2 separate regions of the Homo sapiens genome follow, and region 2 is linked to region 1. A link is a contact called in ENCODE Hi-C data. All regions are on one chromosome and are shown on one strand. The core of a region is the stretch at or near the end of the contact, and the rest is flanking DNA. Distances in the headings are between cores, read along the strand shown. Region 1 holds the start of LINC00492 (long intergenic non-protein coding RNA 492). Region 2 overlaps LINC00491 (long intergenic non-protein coding RNA 491).

Region 1 (5,705 bases), core at 2,319-4,818:
AGAAGAAAATTATAGATCAAAGGATCTAGCTAGCATTTTTTAAAAAGGAGTTTCGGACCTACTCCATTCTCTTCTGTTAGGGTCCTAACAGTTGTAGTTTCTGCTTTTTGAGACACTGTTTTAGCACATAATGGGACACAAGTTTTAAGTTAATTTCTTCTAAAGTACTGACAATTTAAATTTACCTTTAAAAAAATTATTGCTTCCTGAGCTGGTATACTCTTATCAGATAACAACTTCTCAGTAAATAGATGTTTAAAAAATTAAAACTCTCCTTAGATTAACACGTAAACAATTATGATTTCAAGTTCTAATGTTTCTTAGAAAACAAGGTTGTAGGTCCCTTAATATTCACAAGACTTGGGATTCTGAAAAGGAAGTAGTATAGTTCAGTGGGGAAAAATCAAACAAAAATGTTATCTAATTTAATAATCAGATACCTTTTATTCTAGTTCAAATCTTATATGAATAACATATCTCAATCTCAATCCACATTTAAAAAAGCTATCTGTCACATAGAGTAGTACTCTCAGGTCTGAATTTCTATAACAGATATTTCCAAGTTATTCTGCCTTCCTTTCCCACAAACTCAAGCAGTTTTATGTATTTGTGGTATGAAAGTTTTAGTTCCATTATTTAGCACAACCTGCAAGGTATTTACATATGTTGCGATTGTAACCATCTAACGATGTAGGTCTGTTGCGTAAGAAAGGGTTATTACTGTATGGAGGTTAAAAAAAAAAAACTCCAAAAACCAAACAAAACAAATAGATGCATCCATTCCATTGTTGATGTCATGACTAGGTGTTGGGAGGATAAATGAGGGAATGAAAGAAGCTCTTGAGTTCTGGGGAGGACAGCTGCTTCATGCAGGCAAGACATCATTATTATTAATTATCTTTATTCACTTTCAAACCATCTGTTTCCAAACATGGGCACGTGTGGCCCTATTTTCCTATCTCAGTGCCCCCTAGTGTGTACCTTATACATATTTAATCTTCAACTGATTTCAAAGGAAGCAACATTATGTACAGATGGATGGCGCTGGAACAAAGGACAGACATTAATTCATTTCTTTGATGATTTTTTTTTTGTTTGAGACAAGATCGTTCATTCATATTAAACTATTGCTGATGGTATTATGCTAGTAGTTTTTCTTTAACCTTAAGAAAACTAAATAATGCCATCTGGTGGTGAAAATAAATATTCTGGAGGGTATTTCCAGAATTTGTTTATTTCATTTTTTTGTATTTTAATATCTTCATTACTGTAATAGTTTTTAACGAGTTGACTGAAGTCATTAGAAAGTAGAATAAAGATTTTACACAAAAGATAGAAATAAATAGTTTGGAATATATCTAGCCAGATCTAATTATACAGTGATAAAATTCCCAATTCAAGTTCTTTTCACCCATAAAGAGTGGTGACAGATTATGCAAAACCGTGGAGCTGGTTCTCTTCTTAAGTAACTGAGAGTAGTAATTTCCTGGCATCTGATACTATCATTTCTTCTGTAGTCACAATAAATAAAATGATATCCAGCCATGAAATTCAGTACTGCTCTCATGGGTGATAGACCAACTTCCTGATAAGATATGATGCTTTTATTGATTCCCTCTCAATTTTGCTCACCTTTGGAATTCAGGTCATGTCTGAAACCTAGAGGGGTATACTTGCTGGAAGATTTTGTTTTGTTTTTGTTTGTTTGTTTACATGAGAACCTGATGAGTCTGCTATGATAACTCAATGGGGCTGAAACTGGAGACCTGTATAAGTGAAAGATTATATTTTACTTAGGATCCACTCTCTCTCACCCTTTCTGTCCTCTAAAGACTAGGGTATGTCCCAAGAGAGAATTTGTCACACAGGGAAATGTCTTCAGACAACAAATTTCACTGAAAGTTGGCTTTTTCTAGGGTAACAAGGAGGAAATAGGGCTGGCACAAAGACAGTGTTCAATAAATATTTGTTGAATTACATCAAAATGAAGAATATTTCTTCCCTCGAAGCCCTTGTAAGAGAAGACTTCAACCAAAATGAAATTTCTGAAATGCCAATGAACCACATCTCTCTGTTGCTTAAAGTCTTGCAATGGCTTCATAATCCACTCCAAATTCCTCACAAGGCCACCCATAATACGGTCCTTGTATACCTTTTGACTCATATTCTGTCATTCATCATTCCCCCCACTCGACTTCTCTGCTTTAACACAAACATATATCCATGTGCATGCATGTACACACACACACACACTGAAATAGATCTATCCCACCCCCCAAAGCCAGTGTTCTGTTTAGCCTTTGCTGACCAAAGCACTCTTTCTTACTTTACCTAGTAAACTTTTAATCATTTTGAAAGATTCAGTTCAAACACTGCACTACTTCCACTAGGAATCTTTTCTTGAGTTTCTCATGTGGACAGTAGTGCTTTATCCTCCATGCTCGGAGAACCTCATATACATACTCCAAAAAAATACAGTTACTTTGCTAAAATTGTTTCCATGGACATCTTCACTATACCATGTGTTTCTCAAGAGCAAGGGCTACATTCTATTTGTTTAAAATCATTTTTAAATGTTTTGAGTGGTAATTGACCCCCATTAGGTACTTATTAAATGCAAGCTAAAGGCATGAATAATTGGTAGCAGATATTGCTAATCAAGCTCCAACATCCAGTCTTTCTTCTTATTTAATAGAACTCCAACCCACTTCAACCTCTCCGTAGCTACCCACCTAGGGAAGGTCCTATGACAAAGCTCTCACCGTGAGATATAACTGGATAAGATATGTGATGCTTCCTCCTTGCAACGTCCTTATTAAGAAACTGCTGTTCTTAAATTCTTTTGTCTTTTCTGCTTCTCACAGACTGAAAACAGGTGACAACTGGCAGTTTCCTTGGACTTAGTGATGGAAATGAATGTTGATGTTGGCTGAGCTCTCCTGACAGCCTGGGAACCTGCAGAAACTTGGTGACCAGACCACCCTACTTTGGGTTATGTTAGAGAAAAATACATCCTGTCATATTTAAGCCACTGTATTTTGGGGTCCCTTTATTACAGCAATTCAGGTGATGCCCTAATTAGTACACGGTTGAAATGGAAACTATTTTCTATGATATTGAAGCTTTATTTTCTCAGCATTGTACCATAGAAAATATTTCCATTTCTATTATGTATCAGGATATAACCTAGAAATACGTCATGGAAAACAATTAAATATTACTTTTACAGATAAGCTTCAAAACACTATCAAATTTCTATTTATTGCCTGTAGAACTTAAATTATCATTAAAAATTAAAAGGCAACTATTTCCAAGAGTAGAAACTTTATTTACAATCTTTAAAAATATCCTCTAGTCTTAAGACCCTACCTTGTTTTTAGCTTCTGTGTCTTCTTCCCTCATTGAAGAATCAGTCATTCACTTTAGGCACAGCCTTGTGTTATATGTTAGGAAAATCTTGACCTTGGATGGAAGAGAGAAAAGGAACTCCAGAATGACAGCCAGGTATTAATTGCTAGCATTACCTTCAGCAGCACTTAACACTGTTGTGCTTTTTCTTCTGAAACCTAATATTCATTCTTCTTTCTGGCCCTGGTATCTGAAACCATGTTTTAGAAACCTGAATAGCAACTGAAATGCTGTAAGGCTGGAATTGCATTCTTGCAATTGCCAGTGACCTGATTCAGGATACATTCCCTTGATCTAGATCATATGACTTATTTCTTGACCAACCTGTTAGAAATTTCCACTCTGGTGATTTTCCTCCAGTATGTACCACTGGGTATCTGTTACTATACTCTGTACATTTGTCTTTTGCTTATCAGGAGGCTATTATCATACCTAAAATCTGTGTTTGTCCCCTATTTCACTTGAGTGCCTGACACTTTCAGATGAAAAAGTCTTGGTTCCTCTTAGTATTCCTTTGTTTCCACTGGAGTTAAGGGTCAGTAATGAGAATGTCCTGAGATATAATGATATTGGTGAGTAGCTTCCAATTTGTCATTAATATATCATTAATATATATATATTTATTAAAGAATTTCATTGCAAAACATTAGGCTTTTGGGCAATATTGTCTTTAGCAATTGCCTTCAATCTAAGGTTGAAGGTATGCAAAACCATCATAGTGAACACTGTAATTTATCCCTGCCCTATACTTTCCTTTTCTCTCATAAATTATGTGGACTTTTTGGCCTTTTGTTAATTGCTTCTCTCTCATCTAGCTAGTCTAGCAATCAAATGTCCCTCCTTCTTCTTTTATAGAGGTAGGCATGTGAGCAGGGCTGAGCAGTGAGTGGCCTGGAATGTTGATTGATCCAAGGATAGGAAAATGGCTTAAGCAAGGCCTCAATATCCTTTCAAGAACTGATGTAGTTGCTAGAAGACAGAGAGTTTTTTTTCTCACCTTCTGAGATCATGTGTCATAAGAGCATTCAACCTGGAGAGGCAAATGACCAAGAAATAGAGAGAAAATAGGTTCCTGCCAACATCTTCTGAACATCCGGACTACGATTATTTTTCCTGCTCCTTCCAATAAATATGCAACAAGTTTGAGCTCTTTTACTTGCAAGGAAGGTAGTCTAAACCAGAGGTGATAAACTATGGCCCCATCATCTGTTTTTTTTTGTAAATAAAGTTTCATATGAACACAGGTACATGCATTTGTTTACATATTGTCAATGGCTTATTTCCCACTCCTACTGCAGAGTAGAGTGGTTGTAATGGAGATTGTATGGCCAAAAAAAACCCCTAAAGTATCTAATATATGGCCCTTTACAAAAAAGTTTTGCCAAACCCTGCTTACTTTTGAAATAGGCTTTAAAAAAAGAAATTTTAATATTTAAACAATTTGAAGCGTTTTCAAATATAACTTTTCTTTTCTTTCCGTAACTTCTATGTCTTTTTAATGTGGACAAATTAAATTATGACTGAAGGAGTGATTCTAAGGGTGGCACCAAATGTCAGGCAATTTTTGTTTTGTTGGTTTATGCTTCAATATACTTTGTTGATTTCTAGGCTGACTTATATTCAGTAAAATTGTATGCCTTACTACAAGGTGACGTACCGGGTGCAGTTTATTTTTGAGATAATATTGGCACCTTCTGTACCTCATAATTCGCAGAACTTATTCATAGTCTGTATAATGCATAATGATCTGCCTCATCTAGAGTTATCCAGTATAGTACCCACTAGCCACATGACATGTGACTATTGGCAAGTGAAACGGGCTAGTCTGAATTGACATATGTTGAATATGTAAAATACACACCAGATTTCAGTGAGCAAGCATGACAAATACAACACAAAAAGTCTCAGTGATAATTTTTGAATATTTATTAAATGTTAAAATGATATTTTTAATATATTGGATTAATAAAAATATATTATTGGAATTATTTTTTATGTTTCTTTTAAACTTTTGAAAATGAATATTAAAAAATTAATTACCTTTAATTTTTTAATATTTCTATTATATTTCTATTAAACATTATATTTCTATTTCTATTAAACAACAGTGATCCAGAAATCATAGAAAAATGTAGTATGACTGAAGATTAAAGTAAACTTTCATAACTTTGAAAGCATTTTCAGTATTTTATCTTTGTAAGATGGGCAAATCATCTCTATATTATTATGTTATATCCTTACATTCTCTTGAGGACCAGGCATTTGTGAATATGCACATACTGTTGACCAAACATGTA
Region 2 (5,705 bases), core at 1,123-3,622, 46 kb before region 1:
ACTCTGGTAATGGCAAGAGAATGGTTCTTAAGATTTACAAAGTTATAAAATGTAATCCGCTATATATAGGATAAGTAGACACAAGTATCTGAATACTACTGTGGCCTAGAAATTTTAGATAGCACTTTTACTGTTGTTGTATTAAAATTTTTTTATTATAATTATTCACTTTAATACATATTTGTGCAATTATATATTGAGCATAAGATAATATATTATATACATTTTAATTATTAAATTTAAAACACATATTTGTCTCCCCAATAGACCATAAGCTCTTGGAGGTAGGAGAAAGATTGTATTTTATTTATCATAGGGTCTAGCAACAAACAGATGCTCAATAAATGTTCATTGAAAGAAGGAAGATTACCAGATGTTTTAAAAAGAAATTAACACAAACATTTACTATGTATTAGACTTTACAAATCATTTCATTTGTTCTTAATGGCCACTGTAAAATTTAAGTATTTTATTATTTCTAACTTGGGGAAGAAGAAATGAAGGCCTAAGGGGTTAAGTAATATGCTTGGTGTCATTGCCAGCAAGAATTGTAGCTAGGATTTGAAACCAGGTCTTCATAGTTCCATAGTTTGAGCTGTGACTTCCAGTTTAGATGAACGCTCAAACAAACATTTTGAGAGAGTGTTTGTGTTTTATTGATTAAAAAGAGACTGGATAATACTACTTTTTGTAGAAATATGAAGACAATATGAAGTTTGGATTAATGACTCCTGGGAACTTGGTACTTTTAAAATCCTTTGATTCATAGACAGTGAAGATTTTTAGTTACTTAGTTGAATTTTTTATTCTATATAAAAACAGGTTTGGGCTGAAAAACCTGCTAGCTCCAAGTATAAATCTGGGAGGACAGGGCTGAGTCAGAGCTCACTGACCTTCTCAAAGAGGCTTGAGACATCTTTGTGCCAGCTGCACTACTGGAAGAGGGAGTCCTCAGGGGAAAAACACCCACTCTGTTTTATTAACGGAAAATTTGTCATTCTGGTTTTAACTGAAGGATTAAAAAGGAGACATGAGAATACTTCAGACATGAATTTCTGTATGATTTGGGCTCCCAGGCTTCAGAGATTCCTCTCAGGCAGACAAAGAAGGCAAGCCATGGTCAAGAGCTCTGGCCTTTATTTTGTTTCCCTGTGAAACATTTTGTGAGACACAGATGCAAGAGTAAGTGGCTTATTCCAGGTCATCCCAGGAAACAGCAGCAAGGGTGTGGGCGAGTTAGACAGTGAAGAAGAGGAAGTCAGAAAAGAGTTTGTGATCAAGCAAGTCACCACTGTGGCTAAATTGGCAGTCATTTTCATGAAAACTGAGCAGCCGTGTAGATGGTGCACCTCAGAGTTAGGGAAGCTGAGGTGTGTTGTCCACAAGTTTCTCATTTGTCATTGGTTGATGGCTACATCTAAGACCAGTAACTGGTACAGAGGCAAGTGTTATCAACATAAGTTATATGTTTCTTTTTCTAACCTTTTTTTTGTGCTTTAGTAACTTCAGTTTGTATATCAGAGAGTCAACCAATTCATTGACTATTGAAATTTACTAAATTCATTAACCTGTTGACTGAAATACCAAGCCCTGTATTCCTGCTCTCACACCTAGTCTTAGATACAGCATCACTGTGCTTATTCAATTTTTGTATTGAATAGACATAAATGTTGATTAGTCTTAAAGGAGCATCCACTTTCATGTAACATATATTGTATTCATTGTGAACATTTTTGAAGTCTCCATAATTATTCATTTTGGAAATACTACGTAATGCTAATTGCATAGATCCATTTATAAAATGGATAATATTTTGAAAGATATTAATGTGCTTTTCCAGTATTTTTCCTCATAGGGGGTCTTTCAACTAGTTTACCTGAGGCATCCCTGCCTCTGGGAAATTAAGATATTTAGGTAATATTAAGCTTTTGGTATGCAACATAGGATTGTACAGCAAGTTAGTATTCTTACAAGCCAGGCTATTGTCTTAAGGAAGGATTTTCTAAATTTTTTTGGTTCCCTCAGTTGCCACATTAGCAACAGAATGTCTTGTACCATGTTGTCAATAAGCTATATTAACAATCAAACTGGAGGTCTCAGCCTTTGCCTATCATGGGGCTCAGATGGAACCTGGAAGGAGACTATGATTAAAAAGATATAAATGAAAAGCTGCCTCTTCCTGACCTTGAAATGCTATGAGAAGAGTAAGAGAGAAAAGGTCTAGGAGCAGAGACATTTAGATGTCTGCTCAGATTTTCACTTATTTGGAATTGGTCTAGAGAGGGACAGGTATATTAGTGAGGATACTACAGTGATAGCAGATGACTCATGTTTCCTATATCATCTAACAAACTGCCCTATACTGATCTAGATTACATTAACAGTCAAATAAATTTGAATGTCTCCAGCATGATTCATCACTCAGATCCTGTTGGTTAGTTTTTCCAGCCTATTCTTGCTTTCCTTGTGGTGTAGAAAAGAGTCTAATTTGAAAGCTTTCCAGAGGGGTTTTGTGCAGTGGGGAAAGGTGGCTTCTCAGCAAGGGCTGCTGAGTGGACAGCCTGAGCTGGGGCTGAGTGGTGTTAAAGGCAGACCTCCTATAGACCTATGGGAGAAGTTTAGGTGCACTCAGAATAGCCAGGAGCCATCACTAGGAGCATTACTTGAACCAAGAATATCAAAAAGTTAAAAAAAACTTCAAAGTTCCTGTGCTTCTGTCCTGGAGGTCCATAGGACCCCAAGGAATGAGATAGCCAAGGGCATCGCCCAAAGGCCAGAAGATGAAAAGATAGCATAAGGACCTTATAGTTCCTCAGCACCACAAGGTCATATAAGAAGGTCCCCATAGCTCTTCGCTCATATACCCATTCACCACTTGCAGAGCAAAGAAGGGGGAAGGTGAGACTATCTAAGAAAAATAACATTTTTATCTTATAGAGACTAAGTACCACTTAAAGGGATTATTTTGCTTATTGCATTTTATTAAGCTTTAACAATTGCCTACTTAGTTCATTTTTTGCCGATTTAGTTAGCAGAGGAGTGGGCATGAAGAATCAAAAGGAAGATCACGGTAGCTAGCACAAAATGAAGACATTACTATTTGCTCTGCAATTCCAAAATGCAGTATGATTTAGTAGTATCTACTCTGATATAGTCATATTCTTTAACATATCAAGTATCCTAACCATTAAATATGGGGACCTCAAACTGGCCTTTACCAAATTATCTTCATTCTACCTCTGCAATATTTCTTTTCCTTCCTTCTTTCCAACCAGGTCTTGCTCTCTTCCCCAGGCTGGAGGGCAATAACGTGGCATGCAATCATAGCTCACCACAGCCTCAACCACTTGGGCTCAAGTGATCCTCCCACCTCAGCCTCCCGAAGTCCTGGGATTATAGGCATGAGCCACTGTGCGCAGCCCTCTGCAATATTTCTAAACTCTCTTTGTCATAGCTATCCTGCTATTGCCCTAGTCCAGACCTTTCAGCCTCACTTGGACTAAACCTTTTATACTGTGTCTTCAATTCATGGCTTGCCACTCCAGTCCATCTACAGTTTTTTTTTTTGCCATGTGGATTTTACTGAACACCTCACCCCTTGCCATTTCATTGCTCCAAAATCATCTTGCCTAAATAACAAATTCCACATTCTTTAGACTGGGATTTGAAATTTTCTTGGATAGAGCTTCAATCCACCAACAGGTCTTTTTAGGATCTTTGGAAGAGCATACACATCCTCTCTTTGTGTCTGTGTTTATATTGGCTCTACTTCTTGGAAAGTCCTTCCTTTCCCATCTGTATAAGCTCGTAAACTCTGCAAATTCAAGCTTTAGAACAAATGTACCTCTTCCAAAAAGTTTTTCGTAACCCACTCAGGTAAAAAGCATTTTTACTATCTCCTCTCAGCATCGTTTGCATGGTCCATATTGGGAGAGTCTTATCTGTTCTATGAGACTATATTTTTTTTACAGTGCCTTGCTCATGATGGTTGTTGAATATATTTTTAAAAATTTGACTGGGTAAAGGGAGGCTATATATATGTTAGACTGTAATGCTTAATTAGTAATGTTAAACAGATGTGTATTATTTACTCTACATGGACACTGAATGATTTTTAAGAGATACAAATTAAATAAAAATAATTTCTTATGCCATGTAACACATCCATAAATGTTGTTGCTGATAAGTTAAACAGGAATGTGTGAAAAGTCATTGTAAACTATAACAGTTGGAGCCTATCTGAAGGCCTATAAATACCTAAAGAGGGCTCTTGCAAACTGAAGGATGGTTTTAATAGAACAAACTGTTCCATTTAGATTACATGAACACACAGTTTTAAAAATACAAAATTAGTGTCTTGTTTATAGTTCTCTACCCACTGGATTTTAGCAGCTTCTTTATTTTCAAACCACTTGAAAAGAAACAAATGAAAACTTACATAACATGAACAAAGATTTTTGAGCCATGTTTTTTTTTCCTAATAGAAAATTTTTCTTCTTCTGAAACATCATGAGTAATTTATTCTGATGATGAACATGTTTTCAACATAATTGATGTCCTATAATTTCAGAGTGGAGAAGCAATATTGGATTTCATATATTAAAACAGTTTGATTTTCCAACTCTAAAATATATTTGAAATGTGGACATTCTCATTGATTTTTGTCTTCATAGTCTATATGCCAAGGACACTGTATATTTTGGAGACCAGTAGTGTTTTCTTTCTTTTTGATTCTTGTCTTTGTGAAGTAGCAAAATTGAGATAAGAAAGTGGAATATTCAAGCATCCTTATAAACTGTTAAAAATAGTCAACAAACTGAATAAATATCCCTTAGATGCTTGAGATCTTTCATAGACTCAATTCTTGTGTGTTAGGAAAATCTTTAGTATAGGGGACCCACTTATGGAGAGGAAAATAATTCTTTCTAGTCTTCCCTACCTCCCGTTTTTCTTTCAAACAAGGGTTTGTAAAAATGAAATTTGATTCAAGAATCTAATTTGAGAGTTATAAGATGAATACAAAAAGGAAATCTCTCTATTTTGAATGAAGTTAACCTTATTCAGGGACATATATCAGAGACATAATGTACGGTACCAATTTTAATCAATATCTCAAGATGAACCAGATCAAGACTGATGTTACACTTTAGCAGACTAAACAACAGGAAAATGGCCTGTCCTGAAAAGTGTGTGCACGTGAGTGTTTTTAAAGACCGATTGGGAAACTGCTATCATGATGTGCATTAAGTCAGAACCAAGCAGGCATTTCCCTTGCCCTTCGTGCTTGAATGCAAGGAGAGACAGGGAGGAGTGCCACTTCGGGAGGCCTCTACCTTCCTCTCCTCTTTGGCATGCACTAATTGACAGCCCCTCACACCTCGTTTCCCTTCACTCGGTTTATATACACAGGGTGACTGCTTTTTGGTCTACATGAGTCAGTATATTTATTTGGTAGAATTGATGAGCCTTGACCCCATAAAAACTGTATTGGAATAAAACAAAACACAATCATTTTCAAATCCAGTAATTTTACAGCCTATTAAAGGACTCTTTAGAGAAATCATTATGCATTTTATTAATCTAAAAAATTCAGTGTGTTCATATGAATGCATGTTCCCTCTTCTATTGTTGTGGTTGTTCTGTTAAGTTTCCATCTTATGAAACTAGCCCACTAGCCAAGGATAGATTTGCAAAGCAAATAGTAT

What was found. A loop is a pair of places that touch in the nucleus more often than their neighbours do. Pooled maps may share reads with other maps.
Region 2: a loop to region 1 is called in a map of PC-3, with 4 times the contacts of the local background. The contact joins the enhancer-like site here to the promoter of LINC00492 in region 1. A Hi-C loop is called at or near these places in 2 of 168 maps with a recorded cell type or tissue (PC-3 and left cardiac atrium) and 1 of 50 pooled maps.

Annotation. Positions count from the first base shown.
Region 1 is chr5:102,579,231-102,584,935 of GRCh38, reverse strand. LINC00492 (long intergenic non-protein coding RNA 492) reads right to left here and starts at 3,568. Exons shown (of 2, transcript NR_047462.1): 1 at 3,370-3,568.
Region 2 is chr5:102,624,206-102,629,910 of GRCh38, reverse strand. All of the region lies in intron 1 of LINC00491 (long intergenic non-protein coding RNA 491), which reads left to right. Among named protein-coding and RNA genes, the nearest start is that of LINC00491, 44 kb to the left of the region's middle. Within about 2 kb of position 2,372, at least 4 of the 41 ENCODE cell types and tissues checked have a DNase peak (open chromatin) inside an H3K27ac peak, as active enhancers do; they include PC-3, where a contact is called at or near this core.